3 separate regions of the Homo sapiens genome follow, and regions 1 and 2 are each linked to region 3. Evidence: chromatin contacts called from ENCODE Hi-C or POLR2A ChIA-PET data. All regions are on one chromosome and are shown on one strand. The core of a region is the stretch at or near the end of the contact, and the rest is flanking DNA. Distances in the headings are between cores, read along the strand shown. Region 1 holds the start of ARL5A (ARF like GTPase 5A). Region 2 holds the start of RIF1 (replication timing regulatory factor 1). Region 3 holds the start of KIF5C (kinesin family member 5C).

Region 1 (3,423 bases), core at 134-2,633, 3.0 Mb before region 3:
GTGTTTTTCAATATCTGAAATGTCGTTGCCTGTACTTTGTGCAGTTTTCTATTTGCTAATGGTAGGAGGATATATTCAAACCATCCTACTCTCTCATGCCTGAAGTCAGAAGTCTCTCCAATGACATTTTGCATTTCTCTGTAATCATAGATAAATTGGTCTTTAAACTCTCTGTCTCTGTCTCTCTCTCTCTCTTCTTTCTTCACTCGGAAAATAACCTGGGAGACCATTTCCTTGGGTAGATTGTAAAATATGAAGCTCCGCCATCACATAATGTGTATATGACATCCATTTCATAAGTTGACATCTGTGTGGGAGTCTGAAAAAGTCTTAGAGCTACCAAAGCATTACCTACGGTGTGCGAGAATGGAAATATTACAGAGTTAATGCAAATTGGTTATACAAACTACATTGTTCTTCTAAACAGTGTACAGAATATTAAGTAAATCCAGACATGATAATACATAAATTAATATGGATTACTATGATTTTCCTTCCCTTCATGTATGGCTCCTCTAAACTTTGGCTTTTTAACCATAAAGCCCCAAAAGAAGTCAACGAAATTACTTTTCTATATTTTGAGGTAAAATACTGGGTAGTTAGGAGAAGTGAGTTGGGAAGGTGCGGTTTATTGCTGATTTTGCTTAATTTCATTCAGCTGTTGGGGATGGGAGTGCAAAGCAGTTCAAATGGCTCCTACAAGTCTCCCAATTTTTCTTTATTTTCCTTTTTACTAAGGTTAACGAGAACAGAAAGGGATGGAGCTTTGGTGGCCACTAAAGGTTTTTAAACAGGGTAGTGACTTGATCAAAATCGTTGTTTTGGGCAATACTGACGTGAGAGTTAAGAGATTGGAGAGAAAAGAGCCCTGAAGTGCAAAAATGGCTTTAAGGTGACTATCTAGGTAAGGCCACTGACTTCAGCTGAGTGTCAGAGGGCAGCAGACTTTTCCCTCAAAGACCCACAGGGGACACAATGTCTTAAAGAGTCATGACGTGGAACTTTAAGTGTAGTGTATGTGAAGGGTTGGGGATGGACATGGGGTACTCAATTATATGTTTACATTATGGCGCAGTGGAGAAGATTCGAGGGAAATATAAATACTCGGGGACGCAACAGCAAGCAGTCGGAAGCCATCTGCCCCAACTTGCGGTCTTCACAGCCTCAGTCCCAGGGTAAAGTCCTGCGCCTTCCGCAGTCTTGGTTATGCAAATAAGCGAGGACAGGGCGGGCGCCCTTTCCTACGCTCCGCCCCTCTGGCCGCGCGCCTGCGCACTCACGTCCCTCCAGGCCCGCCCCTTCACTTCCCCCGCCCGCGTGGTCGTCGCCACCGCAGCCGCCCGAGAGGAGCTGGGGGAGGACGGTGGCCCGCGAGGCTCGTCGCAGACAACGCGGCGGCGATGTCCGCGAGCCAGGCGAGTGCCGCGGCGGCAGCGGCGGGGCCTTGCGCGCGGCAGGGCGGCCTGGGCTTCGGCCTCCCTCCGGTTCCCTGGAAGCGGGCCCGCGACCAGCGCGGGAGCAGCAGCAGAGGCGGAGGCTCCAGCGCGTCTCTCTCCTCCCCCTCAGCCTGAGCCGGGGGAAGCCAGGCGGCCCGGGTGTCTGGAGGGGGGGGGTCCGCTGCCCGAGAATGGGAATTCTCTTCACTAGAATATGGAGACTGTTCAATCACCAGGGTGAGGAGCTCGGTCCGCGGGCGTACGGGTTGGGGAGAGGGTCAGCTCGGGCCGGCTAGGTGGGGGTCTCCGAATACTTCGGAATGTGGGCGGCTCGGTCGGGCGCCAGCTCAGCGCGGGGTGCAGGCTGCGCGGATACGGGCCCGGGACGGTTCGGTCCCGGCTCCCGAGCTTGGGGATGGTTCCTGACTCGCAGCCCTTTGTCTTAGGAGACCTTCCTAAGAAGTCTTTTCCGTAATAGACCCATTGCTCCGATTTCGAATGAGAGTGGTAAAGGTTTCTTGCCCTAGGTCCGACGTCCCTGAGTAGCACGGCCTGGCCTGTCTTTCAGCCCTTTCTTTGCTCACCAGTTGTGTTTGGACACCACATAGAAGTGCTGGGGTCTTCTGGAATGAAGGTTATAGATTGCTGCCCTAACCGCACCACTGAGCGACCGAGGGTTGCAGAATGCGGAAAACGGGAGGAATCGCTCGACTTGTCCATTACACCTCTGGTTTATGAGCCTGCCCTCCACTGCCACCCGTCTTTGTGTGTGTTGGGGGCAGGGGGGGTTCTTCTGCCTCCTGAATAGAGATGGACTTCTCTCCATTTGTTTTACTTATTATATCTGTGTTTAAGGTTAAGCTTAAGGTCATTTTTCTACTCGTGTGGGTTATTAGACACAGTTTTTGTTTGTTTTGCTGGGTTAAAAATGTTAAAGTGTTTCACTGAAAGTTTTAAAAACATACCATATGAAACATTTGTTAACCATAGGTAACTAGCAAGTTACTAAGTGTAAAGTGTGTTATATAGGGATGCTTAAGTTCAGCCAACTTCAGACATGGCCATGAAATACCTATCAGGCTTGTTAAAATTTGTTACAAAATGACTAAAACTGGGGAAAGAGAATACAATTTTAACCCAAAGACTGGATACTTATTAAGATACAGTGGTGTACTTTTGTTTCTTTTTAACTCAAGTTGGGTGGTTCATCATTCCGCTGTCAGGAACTTAGTTTGTGTTTTTCTGTTGTGTAAGCTGATGGTGTCACGTCCCAGTTTTCCAATAAAGACTTACGTGAATGGTGGCATCTATTATGTACACCTACTACTACCACCTCCTCCTTCATGATCTAGCTGCTCTTTTAAGAAGCTTAGGGGAAGCAAGCAGAACTAGAACTTGTGATCCCTAATGTATCTTTTACGCACACACACACACACACAGATGTGTAGGTCACGTGATACCGAAAGAAAGGGCAGTATCAATTTTTCTGATAAGAGGATTTTTCATAAAGTAGAGAAAATCAGTTCTAATCAGCACTGTCTCTGACTGGACTGGCTGTTAGTGTTGGGAGCAGGAGAGTGGGAAGCAGTCACTTGAACTCTCAGGTTTTCTGGTCTAGGTTTTCTCACCTAGAACACCAGGGATCTGTGGAGCTTCCAAATCTTGTAAACTTTATTTCTACATTGCAAATATTAAAACGTACATTGCTGTAAGACTGATGGTACTTATAGTAGATAAGATCTATTCTAGTTTTAACATCCATCATTTTGTATTATTTTTAGCAAAGCTAGTGTTTCATCTGCTGTGAGGTTTAGCAAGACTGTGAATTGAGCTCTAGTGCTGCCAGAAAAAGAGTTATCACCACTTTCTATTTTGAGTCAATGATAAAATTATTTGTTTCTGTAAGTTAAGAATAAATGAGAACTTTGCCAACAGCTCCTTGGAGTAGTAAATAATAAGGGTGTGTGCTCTGGTATCACTACAAATT
Region 2 (3,821 bases), core at 410-2,909, 2.5 Mb before region 3:
GGCGGTGGCGGATGCCTATAATCCCAGCTATTCAGGAGGCTGAGGCAAGAGAATCGCTTGAACCCGAGAGGCGGAGGTTTCAGTGAGCCGAGCCCGAGCCTGAGCCATTGCACTCTCGCCTGGGCAACAAGAGCAAAACTACACCTCAAAACAAAAAAACAAAACCAAAAAAAAAAACCAAACTACCAAAAGTGAAAAACTGTTTAACAAACAGATACATACCTTTAAAACTTTGTACAGCCGAGGAAGTTTTTTCTCAATTTCTGTAATTACTTCTTTTCCTTCTTCTCCAGTCATACGACTTAAAAAGCAGGAAGAACACAAGTTTAAGTAGTTGACAGGAAAAAAAAAAATACTCTCAAAAATACATGTACAATCTTTTTAAAAATTACTTTCTAACTCCTGCAAATGAATTGACCCAGTAGGTAAGGTCCTTAAGGGTATACAGAATATATAATGCAATATATATCAGAAATGAAAGTAGAAAAACCCTCAGAATAAGTTTTTACATCGAGTACATGCAAGTTGTGACAACCTGACTCCAAAAAGACAGAACAGGGATCCCTATTCCTAGTTACTAACGATTTGCTAAGCCTTTCCAAAGGGTTTTACAAAACTTTAGTACATTTCTATGAAAATTACTTTGAAGCATTTTGCAATTAATAAAAATCAGTGTATTGCTCTGTTAAAAAAACTCTGGGTAGCCACATTTTCCCAACACATCGGAGGTTTACACTGAAGACCCCTCCTCCAACAACTACTTCCAACCGAAACTTTTAAAAATCCCTCGCTTGCAAAACACACGTGCATGCTCCCTCGTTCCAAACACACACCTCAAGCGCAGCAGCAGCAGTACCCGGGAACGTCACCTAGAATACATCTCCCCCGCCCCCCAAGGCGTCCGCGACTCGGGCGTCCTCACATTTGCTAGACTTCTAGAACTCACATTCATTCTACGCGCCCCTCCCAACCACCTTCTTTCTCCCCACTATAGAGCGCCCCACTCTCCGCTACGCCCCGTGGCGGACCTCACCTGGTCAGAGTCAGGTAAGCGTCAGTCTGCCCTCCATGGGAGGCAGAAGGGTCTTCCAAAGTCTCCAACAGCGGCGCGAGGGGGCTCTGACCCCTGGCCGTCATGTCGGCCACCCTGAGGCCCGAACCGGAAGAGGAGAAAATCCAGTGACCGATGGAAACAGCCCCGCGGCGGCCCAGTGTGAGTCCGGCCCTCACACCCGCACGCCCGCCCGGGCCTCACAGCCACGCCGCGTCTGCACCCCAGGCCTCCGAATCACCAAACCCCAGCGCGAACCTCCTCCGGCGCCCGACACCAGACACCTGAGCCCACGCCACATTCGGGCCTGGGCCCGCTCCCGCCACCACTTTCCCGGGCAGCTTTCAACAGAGGGAGGAGATCGGCGGAGGGCGGGAGAAGCCCGGGGAACGAGGCATCTCGCCGCGAGGGGGCGGAGGGTGGGCAGACTGAGGGTTCCCCGCGGCCTACCACTGTCACCCCGATATTTATCCCACCTAGGAAGATCAGGACAGGGTTCTCTCCGCCTCTGCCCCTCAGCACCCAGACGCTGCCAGAGCTCGACTTTCCCAGCTCCGGCTGTTTACTCACGCGTGCGGCGCGCTCCCTCCTAGACCAAGATGGCGGCTGGGCGGGCCCAGGAGTGCGCGGGAGTAGGTTAGGCCTGGCGGGAGAAGTTCGAGCCAATCCAACAGTCAGCGGCACACCGGAGTTATCGATCGCCTCCCTTCCCATCCCTTCCCATCCCTTCCCTGCCCAGCTGCCGCGTCACGCCCCTCTGGTGAGCATCAGGTGGTGGTGTTTTGCCTAAGGCGAGAGACTTGAAATTCAAAATGTGAGTTAATTGCTCAGACTCACTAGACTGAACATAGTGGGCCCTCAGACTAAGTGTTCAAACTCCAAGTCCAGTGCTTGTTGAAGTTTTAGCAACAAATCAGTTAGCAAAAGGAGATAACGTACTGTTGGGTTTAAGACTAAGAGCTGGCCGGGCGCGGTGACTCACACCTTGTAATCCAAGCACTTTGGGAGGCCGAGTCTGAGGTCAGGAGTTCGAGACCAGCCTGGCCAACACATGGTGAAACCCCGTCTCTACTTAAAAAAAACAAAAATACAAAAATTAGTTGGGTGTGGTGGCGCACGCCTGTAGTCCCAGCCACTTGGGAAGCTGAGGCAGGAGAATCGCTTAAACCCGGGAAGCGGAGGTTGCAGTGGGCCGAGATCACGCCACTGCACTCCAGCCTGAGCGACAGAGTAAGAGTAAGACTCCGTCTCTCAAAAAAAAAAAAAAAGAAAGAAAGAAAAAGAAAAGAACTGTATCTCAAGCTGGTCTAGATTCCAGCTGGTCTAGGTTCCATGTGACTTTAGCAAGTTAATTAACCTATGCCTCAATTTCCTCCTCTATAAAATAGGGCTTTTAATAGGTGAAGTGAGAAAAGGTTGGAGAGGCCAATGGTTCTCAGGTCTTAAGCGTACATAACAATGGCCTGGGGATATTCGTTATTAAACTGCAGATTCCTGGGCCCCGCCCATATGCATTGTAATTCAGTAGATTTAGGTAGCTCCCGAGGATGTGCATTCTTCTGTTAGGCCCCTGGGGGGTTGAAGGGTGGGATTTGGCCAGGGCTTCTTCCCTAGAGAAACGTCAGTAAACACAATGACAGTCATTTCTCCTTACTGTGAATATGCTGCTCCTCCCCCGCCTTTTTTTTTTTTTAAGACGGAGCCTCGTTCTTTCGCCCAGGCTGGAGTGCAGTGGTGCGATCTCGGCTCACTGCAACCTCTGCCTCCCGGGTTCAAGCGAGTCTCTGACTCAGCCTCCCGAGCAGCTGGGATTACAGGCGCCCGCCACCACACCTGGCTAATTTTTGTACTTTTAGTAGAGACGGGGTTTCACCATCTTGGCCGTGCTGGTCTCGAACCCCTGACCTCGTGATCCACCCGCCTCGGACACCCAAAGTGCTGGGATTACAGGCGTGAGCCACCGCGCCCGGTCTGCTTCTCCCCTTTTCATATGCCTTCGTGCACTCTCCACAACAGACAGGATTGCATTAACTCTAAATCAGACACATGAAGCCCAGCAGCAATGGAACTCTCCATCATGGGTTCCTGGCCCAGGATTTGAGCCCTCACTCACATGTGCTGCAACTCTCAGCTCTAGAAGTGGGATGTTGCTTTTTGCTCTTCTTTGTGTCATCTGCACTTAGCAAAATGACTGCCAAACGACGCAGTACATACATAGTATGCTTATATATATATTTATTTATTTATATGTATTTATATATATTTATATTTATTTACATATATTTATATATATACACACACACACATACATATATACATATACATATATATATATATATATATATTTTTTTTTTTTTTTTTTTTTTTTTTTTTTTTGAGACGGAGTCTCGCTCTATCACCCAGGCTGGAGTGCACTGACCTGATCTCAGCTCACTGCATCCTCCGCCTCCTGGGTTCAAGCGATTCCCCTGCCTCAGCCTCCCGAGTAGCTGGGATTACAGGCATGCGCCACCACGCCCAGCTAATTTTTTGTATTTTAGTATAGACAGGTTTCACCATGTTGGCCAAGATGGTCTTGATCTCCTGACCTCGTGATCAGCCCGCCTCGGCCTCCCAAAGTGCTGGGATTACAGACTTGAGCCACCACGCCTGCCTCTACCCATTCATTAGAACATAAATTCTGTGAGAACAGGGATTTTGCTTTATTTTTTTCATAATTTCCCATTTGTAATGAAAGGACTACGGTGGTCATGTTGCTTGTATTTCTTTC
Region 3 (3,621 bases), core at 879-3,378:
CTGCCCTCATAGGTCAGCTCGCAGAATGATCGCCCATCCACACAGCGTTTGGAGGTCAGACGTTCCTGATGACTGTGAAAATGGGGAGGTGAGAAGAGGTCGTCAAAGGGAGCAGCCTTTTAAAGCCAGGTACAGGTTAAAGCCCTGAGGCCAGAGCCTTGCCCAGGCTCCTCTAGCGTGGAGAGCTCCCGCCTTACGGTACAGCTGGCACCTGCTGGTCCCCAGGGCCCTTCGCTGCGACTGCGGCAGACAACCTTGGCAAAGATGCTGGGGACCGCCCGGGCTGGAAAACGTCGGCCTCTGGCGCTTGAGAAAGGCCAGGCGGACTCCTGCAATACCCTCGGTAAACTGTCACCTGTCAATCACTTGACCTAAATACACCAGCCACTGGAGGAAGGGGAGGAGGGGGTTAGTCGGAGCATGCTCAGTGATCAGGATGACATCACTTAATCAATGCTGGGGACGGGAAGGCTGCATCAGCAGCCTGGAGCAGGCTGCCAGGAACGTGTCAGCGGGGACCGGGAGGCTCCCATTAACTCGGTCCCTCCCCACGCGGCTCGCATACAAAGGGGGCACCATCAGCCACACACGCTACGGACAGCGGGCGGGGAAGGGGCGGGGGACCGAGCTGGTTTGTTTCATCTGACAGATTCCTTTAAGAACTACAATCCATTGGTGTTCCCTCCCCCTACCAGCAGCCCCAGCTGCAGAGAGGGAGCTAAGTAGGGGGAGGGGGTGGGGGAGAAAAGGTGGGGAAGGGAGATAGAGAGGGAGGGGGGTCCGAGCCGCACGAAGTAACTTCTGCTCTTGGCACAGGGGGCTACTGCGCTCTGAGCCCCCTCGCCCCACAGATGTGGACACAGCCTCCTCTCCACCCAGCGTGAGGCGCATCAGAGGGTCTGCAGACATGGGAGGGAGGTCATCCCAGAGGGGAGGGATCAAGCCGGGACTCCACATCCAGGGCAGCCAGGCGTGAGAGGAAGCGGGAGACACACCAGGCCTCCAGGGGACACCGAGGCCACCAGTACTCCCCCAACCCTCCGCCTTCCGCGCGCGGAGCCAGGTGTAACACCGCGGGGAGCCGCGTCTACACTGCCGCGGGAGCTCCGAGACGCGACTAGAAATTTTCCTGTACCCCTTTTTCTTTCTTTTTTGCTAGGGTCGTGAGAAGAAGAGGCAAGGCGTTTGGTAAATCGAATTGATTGATGCCCAGAAGCATTTGCGGGTTGCAGAGCTCACACTTTAAAGGGGGCCTGGGCACCCGGCTTGAGGGTCACCCGAACACACTACCCACGCGGCGAGGCGAGCGTGGGGAACAATGGGCCCACCCGGGCCCCCACCCGGCGAACAATGGCGGCGCCGAGCCCGTCTTCGCCCCCCATCCCCACCCCCGCCACCCCCGCCCGGCCCGCCGCTCCCGGCCGCCTCTCCACCCGCCCGGGAGGGAACCATAGTGCGCGGGGCGAGGGGTCTCTGGTCAGGTCCACCCGAGAGGCCAGCCCCGCGGGAATGTCCGAGGGGGCGGCCTAAACACCTCCGCTGCGTCTGGGGCGTCGGGGCGCCCAGCTGCGGCGCGGAGCAGCAGGGAAGGCAGACGCCCCAGCCACTTACCCCGATCACCACGGTCTCATCGCCTTTAAATTTGGGGATGAATTTGTCCCCGCGGAGGATCTCCGCTTCGTTGAGGGGCCGGAACCGGCACATCACTTTGATGCTGCATTCGGCTGGATCCGCCATCTCGGCCGGCGGTAGGGAGGGGGCACGGGGATGGGTGGGGGGCCGGGGCCGGGAACGACGAGGGAGGAGGCCGCGAGCTGCACCGCCCACAGCTAGGCCGCCTCCTGCAGCCTCCGACGACGCTTCTCAGCAGGTCATCGCGAGCCCGGCCGGCTGAGCAGCCCCGGCCGCTCCGAGCCCGGGAAGGTGGGCAGCTTCTCCGCTCCGGCCCCTCCGGCTGCAGACCGGCCTGCCCTGGCCCTGCCCCGCCCCTGCCCAGCGCCCCCCGGCCCACCTGCCCGCGACCACGCGGCGGGCGGAGGAGGCGATGCGCAGGGAGCGAGCCTCGCCCGGCTCAGACCTCCCGGGCTCCTGCGCGCTCAGCCATCCTGCATCAGCACCAGCGCGCTCTGCCGCCTTGAGACCCGCCCCTCCGCCCCGCCCTCCCCTGGCCCGCCCCGGGACGGTGACGTCACCGTAGAGGTCCGCCCGGCCCCCGCCCGACTCCGAGCGCTGCGCATCCCGGGACTTGTAGTCACTCTACCTGCCGGGGGAAGGACAGGATGCGACCTCCAAGAGCCTGCAAGTCCGGTCTGGCTGCCCAAGCCGGAACCGGATGGAGGTCATATCCAATATTTCCGGTTAAAATCTCTAGATAACTGGGTCTGGATCATCCTGATCCCAAAAGAAAATCACTTGGGAAACAGCTCCCAATAGCCCCTGGGTTTCATCCTTCAACTTCTACCACTAGATAAGGATGGATGTCTGTTCAGAGTTTGGGTTTGATTGGCCTTGGTTTAGGTTGGCATCTAGTGCTAAACCAATCAACCAGAATCAGGGATTTTGTAAGATTATGGAGGAATCCCTTGGTGGGAAGGTTCCCAAAAGAAGAGGGATGGTATTCCCAGACATGGTGCCGGGCTGGCAGAACAACTGAGTGTCCACTCTATTTTTCCAGAACTTCCTTTTCCTCTAAGACCTAGCTCAACCCTCCTTCCTCAGACTTTCCCAGCTCACTAAACACCTATAAAGAGTTGGTGGCCCTCCTTGATGTTCCCCTAATCTGCTGTGCCTGTCTCTAGCACTGCACTTGGGTGGTGATATCTGCTTGATATCTTTGTGTCTGTAGCATCTAGCACATAGTGGGCAGCATACTGAATAAGGATTCTACCCTAGGAAGAAGCAATGCATGAGTGTGAATCCCACCTCAGCCACTTATTAGATGTATGACCAACAGGCGGAGGAAATTAAGAGCGGAGGAAATTAAGAAGTCTTAATTTCCTTAAGACTCAGTTTCCTCATCTCTGTCATTGGAATAATATCATCTTGTGATTTCTGGGGGAATTAAAAGACAGATGCTTTTAAAGCACCTAGCACGGTGCCTGACATGTATATAGGATAAGCTCTTGAAAGTTAGATGTTATTGGGTGCTGAACAAATGATCATAAAACAAATAAGTTAGTTAATTTTAGGAACACATCTGTTGCTTAAATTCGGGTAATACCTGAAAATACAAGTGTTCTCTGCCTAGCTGAGAGGACAGACCTACTAAAATCAACTTTTATAAACCCTTGTAAGTAGTACCAGTTCTATTTCATCTCCTCATGTGCAGTGGAAGTAGATTAAAAAGACCCAGGTGCCACCTTCTCATCTGTTTTTAAATTAAGTAATTCTCAGGCTCTGGCTCAGAGACCCATCATCTTAAATGATCAACTTCATAATATACTAGAGAGGACAATCCAATTCTCAGTTTCCCTGAGCCCACCAGAAGATGCCCAGAACCTTGCATACACTGGTTTATCTGAGGAGGTCAGGATTATCTCAAGTGGACAGAGACGTATCTGTGTGTCACTGTGTTCAGTCATCATTCATTCGTTCATCTGTTCATTCATCAGCTATTAACTG

Evidence for each region. Hi-C counts contacts between places; a loop is a spot of excess contacts on that map. ChIA-PET counts read pairs that join two places held with the same protein, here RNA polymerase II (POLR2A). Pooled maps may share reads with other maps.
Region 1: a map of CD8-positive, alpha-beta T cell shows a loop between it and region 3 (8-fold over the local background). The contact joins the promoter of ARL5A here to the promoter of KIF5C in region 3. A Hi-C loop is called at or near these places in 2 of 168 maps with a recorded cell type or tissue (CD4-positive, alpha-beta T cell and CD8-positive, alpha-beta T cell) and 6 of 50 pooled maps.
Region 2: a map of CD8-positive, alpha-beta T cell shows a loop between it and region 3 (4-fold over the local background). The contact joins the promoter of RIF1 here to the promoter of KIF5C in region 3. A Hi-C loop is called at or near these places in 1 of 168 maps with a recorded cell type or tissue (CD8-positive, alpha-beta T cell) and 4 of 50 pooled maps. POLR2A ChIA-PET finds 5 or more read pairs at or near these places in 1 of 52 experiments (activated CD8-positive, alpha-beta memory T cell).

The regions. Positions count from the first base shown.
Region 1 is chr2:151,826,381-151,829,803 of GRCh38, reverse strand. It overlaps ARL5A (ARF like GTPase 5A), which reads left to right and starts at 1,383. Exons shown (of 6, transcript NM_012097.4): 1 at 1,383-1,673. The coding sequence starts at 1,628. RefSeq lists an enhancer at 1,058-1,107 and silencers at 1,158-1,667, 1,718-1,767.
Region 2 is chr2:151,407,740-151,411,560 of GRCh38, reverse strand. It overlaps RIF1 (replication timing regulatory factor 1), which reads right to left and starts at 1,659. Exons shown (of 36, transcript NM_018151.5): 1 at 1,528-1,659; 2 at 1,034-1,147; 3 at 223-301. The coding sequence starts at 1,137. RefSeq lists enhancers at 1,587-1,746, 1,351-2,049, 2,050-2,748 and a silencer at 2,452-2,746.
Region 3 is chr2:148,873,734-148,877,354 of GRCh38, reverse strand. It overlaps KIF5C (kinesin family member 5C), which reads right to left and starts at 2,128. Exons shown (of 26, transcript NM_004522.3): 1 at 1,612-2,128. The coding sequence starts at 1,737. KIF5C-AS1 (KIF5C antisense RNA 1) reads left to right here. Exons shown (of 4, transcript XR_001739733.2): 3 at 13-343; 4 at 1,160-3,621. RefSeq lists enhancers at 304-883, 884-1,462 and a silencer at 1,835-2,304.